3 separate regions of the Homo sapiens genome follow, and all the other regions are linked to region 3. The links are chromatin contacts, found by Hi-C in ENCODE. All regions are on one chromosome and are shown on one strand. Each heading gives the region's core, a stretch centred on a gene start or an enhancer-like site at or near the end of the contact. The rest is flanking DNA. Distances are from core to core; before and after follow the strand shown. Region 1 holds the start of AKAP17A (A-kinase anchoring protein 17A). Region 2 holds the start of ASMTL (acetylserotonin O-methyltransferase like). Region 3 has its middle 22 kb from the start of TRI-GAT1-1.

Region 1 (4,484 bases), core at 1,285-3,784, 2.2 Mb before region 3:
CTCCCCTCCCTTCCCCTCCCCTCCCTTCCCCTCCCCTCCCCTCCTTTCCCTTCCCCTCCCCTCCTCTCCCTTCCCCTCCCCTCCTCTCCCTTCCCCTCCCTTCCCCTCCATTCCCCTCCCTTCCCCTCCATTCCCCTCCCTTCCCCTCCCCTCCTCTCCCTTCCCCTCCCTTCCCCTCCATTCCCCTCCCTTCCCCTCCCCTCCCCTTCTTTTGAGATGGAGTCTTCCTCTTGTCATCCAGGCTGGAGTGCAATGGCGCAATCTTGGCTCATTGCGACCTCCACCTCCCGGGTTCAAGCAATTCTCCTGCCTCAGCCTCCTGAATAGCTGGGATTACAGGTGCGCACCACCACGCCCAGCTAATTTTTGTATTTTTAGTAAAGACAGGGTTTCACCATGTTGGCCACAATTGTCTCAAACTCCTGACCTCAGGTGATCCACCCGCCTCGGCTTCCCAAAGTGCTGGGATTACAGGCATGAGCCACTGTACCCGGCCTAAATCACAGACTTTTATGTCTCACGGTTCTGGAGGCTGAGAGTCCAAGATCAATGAGTGGGAGGTTCAGTGTCTAGTGAGGACCCGCTTGCTGGTTCACAGGTGGTTCCTTCTGGCTGTGTCCTCACATGGTGGAAGGGGTGAGAGAGCTCTCTGGGGCCTGTCTTCTAAGAGCACAAATCCCACTCATGACCTAACCACCTCCTAAAAGCACCACCTCTAATACTCTTGCAGTGGGAACTGAGTTTGAACTTGAGTTTTGGAAGGACAGAAACATGGAAGGCATAGCAACCCTCTTACACAGCCCGGCCCCTCTGAAGCCTGCCTGGGTTCACAGAATGTTCCGTCTTCCTCAGGCCCCTGGTGTGTTGGCTTTCTCCTTTGTTGATAGCTGATGTTGAGCAATGCAAGATTTCTGTTCTGATTATCTGACCCTGGATATCCAGTTTGGGGACTTGTGACATATTTGGGACGTCAGAAGCACGTACCTCTCACATAGAGCATGGCATACTTAATAAACAATAAATTATAATAAAAAATGAATAATGCATTATAAATTATCATTACTTATTTATTTATTTATTGGAGACAGAGTCTCGCTCTGTTGCCCAGGATGGAGTGCAGTGGCGCCATCTTCGCTCACTGCAACCTCTGCCTCCTGGGTTCAAGTGATTCTCGGGCCTGCCTCAGCCTCCTGAGTAGCTGGGACTATAGGCAACCACCTCCACACCCGGCTAGTTTTTTGTCTTTTTAGTAGAGACGGGGTTTCACCATGCTGGCCAGGCTGGTCTTTTTTTTGTTTTGTTTTGACATGGAGTCTCGCTCTGTCAACCAGGCTGGAGTGCAGTGGCACGGTCTCACTGCAAGCCCCACCTCCCAGGTTCACGCCATTCTCCTGCCACAGCCTCCCGAGTAGCTGGTAGCTGGGACTACAGGTGCCCACCACCACGCCCGGCTGATTATTTTTTGTATTTTAGTAAAGACGGGGTTTCATCGTGTTAGCCAGGATGGTCTCGATCTCCTGACCTCATCATCCGCACATCTCGGCCTCCCAAAGTGCTGGGATTACAGGCATGAGCCACCGGGCCCGGCCCCAGGCTGGTCTTGAACTCCTGACCTTGTGATCTGCCCGCCTTGGCCCTCCAAAGTGCTGGCATTACAGACGTGAGCCACCGCACCTGGCCTCATTTATTATTTTGTAATCACATTATAAATTGTCATTTATTATTTCATAATTACATTATAAATGATCATTTCAGAATTACATTATATATTTTCATTTATTTCATAATTACACTATAGATTATCATTTATTATTCCAAAATTACATTATAAATTATGATTATATTATACAATAGCATTTGCTTCATAATTACATTAGATTATCATTTATTTTTAAATTACATTATATTTATTTCATAATTACATTATAAATTATCTTATAATTAGAAATGATCATTTATTTCATAATTGCAATATAAATTATTATTAATTTCATAATACCATTGTAAGTTATCATTTATTATTTCATAATTACATTATGTAATGGTATGCGTTAATAATTATTAATATACAATTAATAATTATTAACCATTCAATTAATAGTTAATTAACTAGCAATTTATATGTAATTCTATAATTACGTCATAGAATATGATATCTAATTTATACATAAATTATATTATTCAAGTATATTACCCATAATTTGCAAGTATAGTATAGAATCCCGTTATAGGATCCTATTACATTTTAGAATTTTGTTATATATATTTGACTCTACAATTGGAATTTAGACCCCACACCGGCCCCCCTCCTGTTTGGCTTAAGGGCTATGACCACAGACCCTGGCCCAAGTACCTCCCCTGGTTACCCGCAGGCAGGTGGCACCATGGGGGCGGGGCGGACTCGCGCACGCGCAGTGCAAAAGGTCGGGCTCCCGGAAGTCCCTCCTCCCGGGGGCGGAGCCAGGGCAAGAAGGAGAAACCCGGTGCTGCCGCGCGGCCTCTTCCGCGAGCCCGCGCGCCGGAAGTGGAAATGCGTCATAGAGGGCGGGCGGCGACGGCGGTGGCGGCGTCGGAGGCGCCTCCGGGGGACGGTGGCGGCTCCCGGCGGTGAGGCCGCGCCTGTCCGGGGATCGTCGAGGGACGGCGGGAGCTTGGGCCAGCGGCGGCGGCGGCCTGGGACGCAGGCGGAGCCCCGCGCAGGTGAGTGCCGCCCCCGTGCCTCCCGGGCCTGGCTGCAGCCGGCGAACGCTTCGCTCCTAGGGCCGGGCCCGGGGGGCCGGGGCTTGGGAGGCGGCGCCTAGGGGCCTCGGAGGTGACGGGGCTGGGGTTGGGGGGCGTGGGGTGCCACCGGGGGGCTGGGAGCGCCTGAAACTGTACGGGGGAATCGGGGGCTGGGGAGGTCTGCGGTCGGGGTCCGGGGGTCCCTGGAAGTAGGGGTAGGGGCTGGAGCGGTTCCTGGGACTGCACCGAAGGAGCTGAGGCCTGGAGCGGTGTCGGAGGGCTGGGAGCTCGGGGGATCGGATGGGCGGGAGACTAGGAGGCCTGGGACTAGGGGACGTGGCGCTGCGGTCGCTCCTAGGTCTACAGTGGGAAGCAAGGGGCTGTCCGGGGTTTTCGGAGGCTGGGGCGGTGCTGTGTAGGTTGGGGTATTGGGGCTCATCCAGGAGGGTGGTGGGGAGCGGGGAACTGAGGAGCTGAGGGTACCGAGTGGCCAAGGGCCTGAGAATGTGTGGGGCCCTGCCAGGGGTGCCAGCGGCAGCCTGAGGCCATGCTGGGGGGCTGCGGTAGGTGGGAATACCAGGGGCAATGCCGCGTACTGGGGATTGGGCAGCCAGGTGTACCGGGGTGGTCGGAGGGCGCTGGAGGCCAGAGTGGGGAGGGTTCCTCGGTGGTGAAGTTGCTGGGGCCGCTTGGGTTCTGGGGGAGGGTTCACTGGTCTCTGTCCAGACTGGAGCCCCTCCCTGGTGCCCCACTGACCTTTTCTGGTCGCTTCTCCACCCTCCCTCCCTTCTTTCGCACCTCCCACCTCGGGCTTGGGCGAGGAGGCCGTCTCCTGGGCCTGGCAGGAAGCCTCCAGGTTGATGGGGTGGGCGGCCGGGCCGGAGGCGGTCACCTGAGATGGTTGGGTTTCTGCGAGTGAAGCTTCCTCTACTTGGACTTGGCCGTCAGGAAGTGGCTGCCCGTCAGCTCAGCAGGGAAGAGGTGGGTTAATGAAGGTGGGCGGAGAAAGAAGGCGCAGACGGGGGACTCCGGCCCCTAACTTGTGGAAAGTTCGTTGTACTTTTTGGCTTTGAGTGGGTTAAAGCTGGGATACGTTTGGCCTTCGTGGAGATTACTAGGGTTCATGGTTCTGGATTGTTGTTGCAGCCCGAGACTTCCTGTTTTATCAGGGCAAGTACAGGGCCGCCGCCCCCTCCACAAAACCTTTCCAGATGCCTGCAGCTGTGCTCTCCCTGGCCCCTTCCCTTCCCCAGTGTCTCTCTGCCCCTTCCCGTGGAGCTAGGCGTTTGTAGCGTCCCCGTTCCTACTTGACCTGTGTGAGGGGCCTGGTCGTGCTCAGCTTCCTATTCTGCAGGCCTTGGGAGCTGCTGGCTGCTGGATGTAGGGTGTCGGGCAGTGCTGACCGAGGCTTTGACACTAACCTGTTCTTTATCAGCTCGGCTCTTTCCCCTTTGGTGTACTCTTAATGATTTCAAAAAGTAAAGAACTCCGTTGAGATGGCTGTTAACAAAGTGGAAACCGGTCTCTGACACGGCAGAGAGACACTGCTGTTTCTCTTCTCCGGGTCCAGAAAGTGCCTGCTGGCTTGGCCCCTCCTCATTGGCGGGGGAGGTGGGGGGTGCTGGTGCTGACTGTCTGCGTCTTATGTTTCAGGCCCAAGGTCCCGGAGGCTATGGCAGCGGCTACCATCGTGCACGACACGTCTGAGGCCGTGGAGCTCTGCCCTGCTTACGGCTTGTACCTGAAGCCCATCACCAAGATGA
Region 2 (4,596 bases), core at 1,684-4,183, 2.4 Mb before region 3:
CCTCATCACCGGTAACTACGCCCCATCACCAGTAACTATCTCCCATCACCAGTAACTATCCCCCATCACCAGTAACTATCCTTCCATCACCAGTAACTATGCCCCCATCACCAGTAACTATCCCATCACCAGTAACTATCACCCCATTACCAGTAACTATCCCACATCACCTATAACTATCCGCCTGTCACCAGTAACTACCCCCCATCACAAGTAACTATCCCTTCATCACTAGACCGTCTCCTCCATGTGATTAGGGCTCCAGAGAGAGGCAGACACCCACTACCTAGGCGTCCTACCACCCGGAATAAGATCCTCATGGGGGCACCAGGAAACACTTCCCATACCCCAGCTACAAAGTCCAACCATCAGTCACAGGGCCCACTCCATCCCTAGAAGTCCTGAGTCACTCACCTCCCCAATCCCTAGGGGTCCCAGGTCACTCCCCTCCCCCACCCCTAGGGGGTCCCGGGTTACTCTCCCCTCCCCCATTCCTAGGGGTCTTGGATTACTCTCCCCTCCCTTATCCCTAGGAGGTCCTGGATCACACTCCCCTCCCCCATCACTAGGGCATCCTGGGTCACTCTCCCCTCCCCCATCCCTAGGGGCTCTGGGTCACTCTCCCCTCCCCCATCCCTAGGGGTTCTGGGTCACTCTCCCCTCCCCCATCCCTAGGGGTTCTGGGTCACTCTCCCCTCCCCCATCCCTAGGGGGTTCCGGGTCACACTCCCCAACCCCATCCCTAGGGGTTCTGGGTTACTCTCCCCTCCCCCATCCCTAGGGTTCCCGGGTTACTCTCCCCTCCCCCAACCCTAGGGGTCCCAGGTTACTTTCCCCACCCACATCCCTAGGCGGTACTGGATCACTCTCCCCTCCCCCATCCCTAGGGGTCCCGGGTCACTCTGCCCTCCCCCATCCCTATGGGTCCCGGGTCACTCTGCCCTCCCCATTCCTAGGGGGTCCTGGCTCACTCTCCCCTCCCCCATCCCTAGGGGTCCTGGGTTATTCTCCCCTCCCCCATCCCTAGGGGTCCCGGGTCACTCTGCTTTCTCCATTCCTAGGGGGTCCTGGGTCACTCTCCCCTCCCCCATACCTAGGGATTCCGGATCACTCTCCCCTCCCCCATCCCTAGGCGGTCCTGGATCACTCTCCCCTCCCCATTCCTAGGGGGTCCTGGGACACTCCTCCCTCCCCATCCCTAGGGGGTCCTGGGACACTCCTCCCTCCCCATCCCTAAGGGGGTCCCAGGTCACTCTCCCCAACCCCATGCCTAGGGCGTCCTGGGTTACTCTCCCCACCCCCATCCCTAGGGGGTCCTGGGTTACTCTCCCCTTCCCCATCCCTAGGTGGTCCTGGGTCACTCTCCCCTCCCCATTCCTTGGGGGTCCCGGGTCACCCTTCCCTCCCCCATCCCTAGGGGGTCCTGGGTCACTCTCCCCAACCCCATGCCTAGGGGTTCCAGGTCACTCTCCCCTCCCTCATCCTTTTGGGTCCCGGGTTACTCTCCCTACCCCCATCCCTAGGGGGATCCCGGCTTACTCTCCCCTCCCCCATCCCTAGGGGGTCCCAGGTTACTCTCCCATCCCCATTCCTAGGGGGTTCTGGGTCACTCCCTGCAACCCCATGCCTAGGGGTTTCGGGTCACTCTCCCCACCCCCATCCCTAGGGGGGTCCCGGGTCACTTGACCTCCCCATTCCTAGGGGTCCCGGGTTACTCTCCTCTCCCCCATCCCTAGGGGTCCCGGGTTACTCTCCCCACCCCCATCCCTAGGGGGGTCTCGGCTTACTCTCCCTATCCCCAACCCTGGAGGTCCCGGGTTACTCTCCCCATCCCCATGCCTGGGGGTCCCGGGTTACTCTCCCCATCCCCATCCATGGGGCTCCGGGGTCACTCTGCTGTCCCCATCCCTAGCGGTCCTGGGTCACTCCTCCCTCCCCATCCCTAGGGGGTCCCGGGTCACTCTCCCCAACCACATGCCTAGGGCGTCCTGGGTTACTCTCCCCACCCCCATCGCTAGGGGGTCCCAGGTTACAGGTTACTCTCTCCAACCCCATCCCTAAGGTGTCCCGGGTTTCTCTCCCCTCCCCCACCCCTAGGGGGGTCCCGGGTTACTCTCCCCTCCCCCATCCCTAGGGGGTCCTGGGTCACTCTCCCCAACCCCATCCCTAGGGGTCCCGGGTTATTCTCCCCAACCCCATTCCTGGGGGTCTCGGCTTACTCTCCCCATCCCCATGCCTGGGGGTCCCGGGTTACTCTCCTCTCCCCCATCCCTAGGGGTCCCGGGTTACTCCCCCACCCCCATCCCTAGGGGGGGTCTCGGCTTACTCTCCCCATCCCCAACCCTGGAGGTCCCGGGTTACTCTCCCCATCCCCATGCCTGGGGGTCCCGGGTTACTCTCCTCATCCCCATCCATGGGGCTCCGGGGTCACTCTGCTGTCCCCATCCCTAGCGGTCCTGGGTCACTCTACCCTCCCCATTCCTAGGGGTCCCGGGTTACGATCCCCTCCCCCATCCCTATGGGGACCCAGGTCACTCCCCACCCCCATGCCTAGGGGGTTCCGGGTTACTCTCCCCTCCCCCATCCCTAGAGGTTCCGGGTCACTCTCCCCAACCCTATCCCTGGAGGTCCCGGGACACTCTCCCCTCCCCCATCCCTAAGGGTCTCGGGTCACTCTCCCATCCCTATCCCTAGAGTTCCTGAGTCGCTGGGCCCTCCGGGGTTCAGCCCCTCCGTCCCCGGTCCCCTGCCCCGCCCAGGCCCAGGCCGTACCGCGTTGCTGAGGATCTCCTGACGGCGTGGGGAGGCGCTGGCCAGCACCACGCGCTTGTGCAGCAGCTTCCCAATCACCGGGCACAGCACCATGGCGTCCACGCCGGGAGCCGGGCGTCCGCACTTCTGAGCCCGGAGCCCGCGGTGCGCGCAGCGCGGCTGCAAAAAAAACAGGCGGCCAGAGTCCCGCCTCCGCGAGGCCACGCCCCCGCCCGCCTCCGCGAGGCCACGCCCAGTCCGCGCCTTCAGTGGCCTCCCCGCGAGACCGCGCCCAGGCCACGCCTCCATTGAACACTCCGTCAGGCCTCGCCCAGGCCACACCTCCATTGCCCTCTCCACCAGGCCACGCCCATGTCACGCCCCATTGATCTCCCCTGAGACCACGCCCAGACCACGCCTCCATTGCCCTCTCCGTCAGGCCACGCCCAGGCCACACCTCCATTGCCCTCTCCGCCAGGCCACGCCCATGTCACGCCGCCATTGACCGCTCCGCCAGGCCACGCCCAGGCCACACCTCCTTGCCCTCTCCGCCAGGCCACGCCCATGCCACGCCGCCATTGAGCTCCCCGTGAGGCCACGCCCAGGCCACACCCCCGCCCGCCTCCCCCCCGGGCACCGCCCCGGCCGCTTGGTGAAGCACCGCCCCCAGCTCCGCCTCCCGGGCCCCGTCCCCGCCCCCGGCGCTCGCCCCGCCCCTCCCCACCCCGCCTGCGGCGCCAAGACCTGCAATGGCGCAGGCAGCTGCGGGGTCCCGGGGAGGAAAGGCTGGCGTGGATACTTGGGGTTCCTTGCAGGCGCGGCGTGGGGAGTGGAAATGCTGGGTTTCCGCAGCTGCGGTTGTGGGCAGTTGTGGGGGTGGGGGGTTCTTACCCGCACGTGGAGGGGCCCGGCGCAGAGATGGGGGTCTTGTGGGAGCCGCGTCGGGGAAGGTAGAGATAGGGGGTTCCCCGCGGACCCGGTGCGAGTGGCGTGGGGATGGGGATGTCCTCGTGCCTGGTGGGAGGGGAGTGGAGATGGGGGTGTCCACGGGCCTGGTGGGAGGGGCGTGGAGATGGGGGTGTCCACGGGCCTGGTGGGAGGGGCGTGGAGATGGGGGTGTCCACGGGCCTGGTGGGAGGGGCGTGGAGATGGGGGTGTCCACGGGCCTGGTGGGAGGGGCGTGGAGATGGGGGTGTCCACGGGCCTGGTGGGAGGGGCGTGGAGATGGGGGTGTCCACGGGCCTGGTGGGAGGGGCGTGGAGATGGGGATCCCCGCGGGGATGGTGGGAGGGGTTTGGAGATGAGGGTCCCCGCGAGAATGCTCGGAGGGGTATGGATATGGGGGTCCCCGCGGGCCGGGTGGGAAGGGCGGGGAGATGGGTGGGGGGGGGGTCCCCGCGTGCCTGGTGGGAGGGGCGTGGAGAAGGTGGGGGTCCTTGTGGGAGGGGCGTGGACACTGGGGATCCGCGCGGGCGTGGTGATGGGCGCGGCGTGGGGACCCCCTGGGGGCGCGGTGCTGGGGGCGCAGGGATGGGACCAGGGCGGGCGCTGTGAGGTGGGGGACGCCCGGCTGTGCCTTCCCTCCCTAAACGGAGCCCACCTCCAGGGCAGCGGGTCCCTTGCGCGCCGCAGGCTGCAGGGGGCGCGCGTGAGCTGTGCGAGGATTTTTCTTAAACCCCAGAGCCCAGCCGCACCTGCTCCACATAAACCCAGCGTGGCGTGGAGACTCCGGGCACTGTTTCCCCAGCCTTTGTGACTCAAAAGATTTTAAAATAAAATGTCAAAAATAATAATATACCCAGAGCCTATGCCAGTGATGTGTAGATGCAGAAAATGGAATCCTAC
Region 3 (4,207 bases), core at 180-2,679:
TCGCGCTACGGCCGCCACCCGCCCCGAGGCCCCGGTCCCCTCCCCTCACCGCCGCACCAGGACAGCGCGGCCAAGAGCCGGGCCTTTCGGGGGCTGGTGCGGACGTGGCCAGAGATGCCCGAGGAGAAGCAAGAGACCATGGGTATGCGGCGGTCACGGGCCTCTCCGGCCCGGGAGACGGACGTTATGGCTGGCAGCGTCTCGATACCAAATGTTTCCAGACCATATGCTTGCCGCTTCCCGCACTTGGAAAGACCAATCGTTAGGCCCGAGGATGCAAGACCCACCCACTTTGCGATGGAGGCAGCCAATCCAGTTGCTCGTTACTTCCAGTGTCGCAGGCGCCCTTACGAAAGATCCTGTCCAATCGCTACCGGGAACGTCCTCCTAGTCCCGCCTCAGGGCCATCGCAGAGGCTGTCAATGCCGTCTGACCCCTTTACCCCATTGGCGTACTTCCTTCCGACACCATGACATGCACAGCACCAGGCCGGGGCGGGTCAATGGCGGTGGCGGAAACGGCGGGCCACTGCGCGGGAACGGGTTACGCGGCTGACGTCCGCCGCAGCAGCCGCTGGGTCCTGGAGGCAGAAGCCTCCCTGAGAAGCGCACAATAGGCAGGGCGCGGTGGCTCACGCCTGTAATCCCAGCACTTTGGGAGGCTCAGGCGGGCGGATCACAAGGTCAGGAGATCGAGACCATCCTGGCTAACACGGTGAAACCCCGTCTCTACTAAAACTACAAAAAATTAGCCGGGCATGGTGGCGGGCGCCTATGGTCCCAGCTACTCGGGAGGTTGAGGCAGGAGAATGGCATGAACCCGGGAGGCAGAGCTTGCAGTGAGCCGAGATCGCGCCACTGCACTCCAGCCTGGGCGACAGAGCAAGACTCCGTCTCCAAAAAAAAAGAGAGAAGCGCACAATGGACCAAGGGCTCTTGCCGGAGAGGCGCCGCCGCCGAACCCGCAGCCAGACGCCCCTCAGTAGCGCCCGCAGCGGGTGCCGCGGCTCTCGCCTAAACCATGGGCGCACCCGAGGGGCGGGCTCGCCTCCCGTCGGCCCTCACAGCTCGGCTGGGCTCGGAGTCCGCTCCGCCGTCGCCTTCCCGCTGGGGCCGGGAAACGCAGCCGCGGAGCCGCACAGCCCTTGCAGCCGGATGAGAGGCCCCGCTGGCCTCAGGACGGTGGTCGGGGCGGCGGGCGGGGGCATTCGTGCAGCCTTGTGGCCTGCAGGCGCTCCCCGTCGGCAAAGCTGCGCCGCAGGCCTCGGGGCGGGCCTAGGGGCCAATAGGGGGCTCCGGGGTGGGCCTGGAGGCCTGAGGCCACCGGGGGTCCCCGGGCAGGTGATGGGGGCTTGCGGAGCGGGGGCGCCGACCTCTGACCCACGAGAGGGGCGCCTTCGCGGTGCTGGTCGTAGTTATTCTCAGCGTCCCTATTATCCGATTTGAAATGAGAGCAGGCGGCTCTCGGGCTCCGAGCCGGAGGGGGCGGGCGAACTGGGAGCAATGTGTACATTCCACGCCTAGAACCCTGCCGCTGGGCAAATGGAGGCCCGTGTCCCTGCGGTCGCTGCCTGGGAGGGCGCACGAGGTCCCCCAGGCGAGGTGACCCACAGGAGGTTTTGTGACATTGGGCGGCCCAGTCCTGGGGGTGGTGTGTGCTAGTGGTGGAGGGCGGCCTCCTAGAGGAGCCGTCAGCCTTCCAGGGAAGGCACCTGGCCGGTCGGGGAGACTCCCCGGGGCTGCGGGGGAAGCTCCACCTCCTCGAGCGCCCCCCGGGGAGACCCAGGACGCAGGGGTAGCCCTGCGCGGAGTTCTTGGTGGCTCCAGGTGACGCTGTCATAGGACAAAGGGCCCCGGGTGCCGACCTCCTGTGGAGGGCCCTGCCCCGCTGCGGCTGAGGAGGTCGGCACCCGGGGCCCTTTGTCCTATGACAGCGTCACCTGGAGCCACCAAGAACTGGAAGAGGCAGGAAGGAACACCCCCTAGAGCCTCCAGGGGGAGTCCAGCCCTGCCCACAACTTGATCTCAGATTCCTGGTTTCCAATACTGGAAAGAATAAACTTCTGTTACTTTCAGCCACCCAAATTGTGGTTATTTGCTTCAGCATCCATAGGAATTTAAAAACTAAGAGGTATGAATTTTATGTTGCTGCCAAAAGGCTTTTTCTAGGACAAGTAGATATTTAACCTAGATAGTTGTAGCCTTTTCTCGTCTTCATTGGGATCAGAACTCAGTTGATGGCCTCTGTCCTCCTATCTCAATGTTGATTTTACTTTCTCTTTAATCCTGTTCTAAAGCAGTGACCCTTTTAATATTGCTTAAGTAAATATCAATGTTTTTCTGGTCAGTGTGAGACCAGAAACCTTTTTACTTTGGGTCTGAGAAGGAGAAGTATTTTCCCTCCTTCTCCTCTTTTTAGAGATGGGGTCTCTCCGCTGCCCAGGCTACAGTGCAGTGGCATAATCCTAGCTCACTGCATCCTCAAACTCCTGGGCTCAAGTGATCTTCCGGCCTCAGCTTGCTGAAAAGCTGAAACCACAGGTGTGTGCCACTATGCCCTACATATATATATTTTAACTTATTTGTAGAAATGAGGTTTCACTATGTTGCCCAGGCTCGTCTCAGACCTCTGATCTCAAGTGTTCCTCCTCTTTGGCCTCCCAAAGCACTGGGATTACAGGTGTGAGCCACCATGCTTTGGCATGGTGGGGTATGCAGTAGGAGAGCAGGGGTGGTGGTAGTGTCTCCATATGTACTCTCACTAAAACTGGTGTGGGCAGATACTGGATGCCTACTTATTTAGGGGCATCTAAATTCCTGTGCTAAATTAGAAAACAGAGGCAGCTCTTGAAAGGAGTGATGGCGTGAAGGAGAGATGCTTGGACCAACCAGCACACAGCCCTTATAAATAATTGATACCCTTGGTTTTAATGCCACGTCCTCTTCAACAGTTGTTGGTTGAAATGACACGTGATTCCAGGTAAGCTTTTCCAGATAAATTGCCCTGGAACTTCAGACTTTGTCAGGTGAATCGATGTGGAATTTCAGAATGGGCTGGAATGTCTGAGATGGGCATGTCCGATATTCAGCTCAGTGTGGGGAAACTGGTGGCCAGGGCTGGTTGCAAGCTGAGTTGTAGGGGTGACAGTTCACCTGAGAAACAAAAAAACATGCAAGTCCTGGTTCATGAGGAGTGATTTCACAAATAGTGACCATGGAAGTCAATGTTGAAAAACAAATAGATTCAGGGCATAAGGGTGCAGGTTTGTTACGTGGATATATTGCCTAGCGGTGGGGATTGGCCTTCTAACCCCCAAACAGTGAACATAATACCAGATAGGTAATTTTTCCACCCTCATCCCCTCCCACCTTCCCCCTTTTTAAGGTGTCCTGTGTCTGTTAATGTCATTCTATAGGTCCATGTGTACCCATTTTTTTTAACTCCCACTTATAAGCGAGGACATGTGGTATTTGATTTTCTGTTTGAGTTATTTCACTTAGGATATTGACCCGCAGCTCCATTTATGTTGCTGCAAAAGATATAGTTTCATTCTTTTTTATAGATGCATAGTATTCCTTGGTGTGTGTATACCACATTTTCTTCATCCAATGAACATTCAGGTTCATTCCATGATTTTGCTATTGTGAATTGTGCTGTAATAAAAATATAAGTGTAGGTGTCTATTCTGATAATTTCTTTCCTTTGGGTAGATAACCATTACTGGAGTTGCTGGGTCAAAGGGTAGATCTATTTTTAGTTCTCTGAGAAATCTACATACTGTTTTCTATAGAGATTGTACAATTTTACATTCTCACCAACAGCGTATAAGCAAGCGTTCCCTTCTTTGCATTCTCGCCAAGAGGTCAACGTTTTTCTACAAGACAAAAATGTAGATTGGTAGATGATAGATAGATCAATGACAGGTAGATGGAATACATAGATGATAGATAATAATAGGTAGGTAGATGATAAATGGAATAGATAGATGGAATAAATGGATAGATAGAATATAGTAATAAAATGCATCTACCTGAAAATAGAGAAGAAAAAGATTGTGGGACTTTCCACTCTATAACCCTGGAGCAAAGAAAATAGCATTAATGAAAAAGCAAAGAATGGGAAAGTAAAATTTTTTAGTCAGAACCACCCTTCCAGCAGAAAAGAATAGTGCAAGCAAAATATTAAGCATTTCATATGCATTTGTGTA

Evidence for each region. Hi-C counts contacts between places; a loop is a spot of excess contacts on that map. Pooled maps may share reads with other maps.
Region 1: a map of sigmoid colon shows a loop between it and region 3 (10-fold over the local background). The contact joins the promoter of AKAP17A here to the enhancer-like site in region 3. A Hi-C loop is called at or near these places in 1 of 168 maps with a recorded cell type or tissue (sigmoid colon) and 17 of 50 pooled maps.
Region 2: a loop to region 3 is called in a map of tibial artery, with 16 times the contacts of the local background. The contact joins the promoter of ASMTL here to the enhancer-like site in region 3. A Hi-C loop is called at or near these places in 2 of 168 maps with a recorded cell type or tissue (aorta and tibial artery) and 12 of 50 pooled maps.

The regions. Positions count from the first base shown.
Region 1 is chrX:1,589,070-1,593,553 of GRCh38, forward strand. AKAP17A (A-kinase anchoring protein 17A) reads left to right here and starts at 2,535. Exons shown (of 5, transcript NM_005088.3): 1 at 2,535-2,700; 2 at 4,375-4,484. The coding sequence starts at 4,394.
Region 2 is chrX:1,449,976-1,454,571 of GRCh38, forward strand. ASMTL (acetylserotonin O-methyltransferase like) reads right to left here and starts at 2,934. Exons shown (of 13, transcript NM_004192.4): 1 at 2,773-2,934. The coding sequence starts at 2,865.
Region 3 is chrX:3,814,627-3,818,833 of GRCh38, forward strand. It overlaps the pseudogene LOC389906. Among named protein-coding and RNA genes, the nearest start is that of TRI-GAT1-1, 22 kb to the right of the region's middle. RefSeq lists silencers at 1-102, 533-612, 973-1,452, 1,743-1,882 and an enhancer at 283-332. Within about 2 kb of position 1,430, at least 36 of the 41 ENCODE cell types and tissues checked have a DNase peak (open chromatin) inside an H3K27ac peak, as active enhancers do; they include sigmoid colon and tibial artery, where a contact is called at or near this core.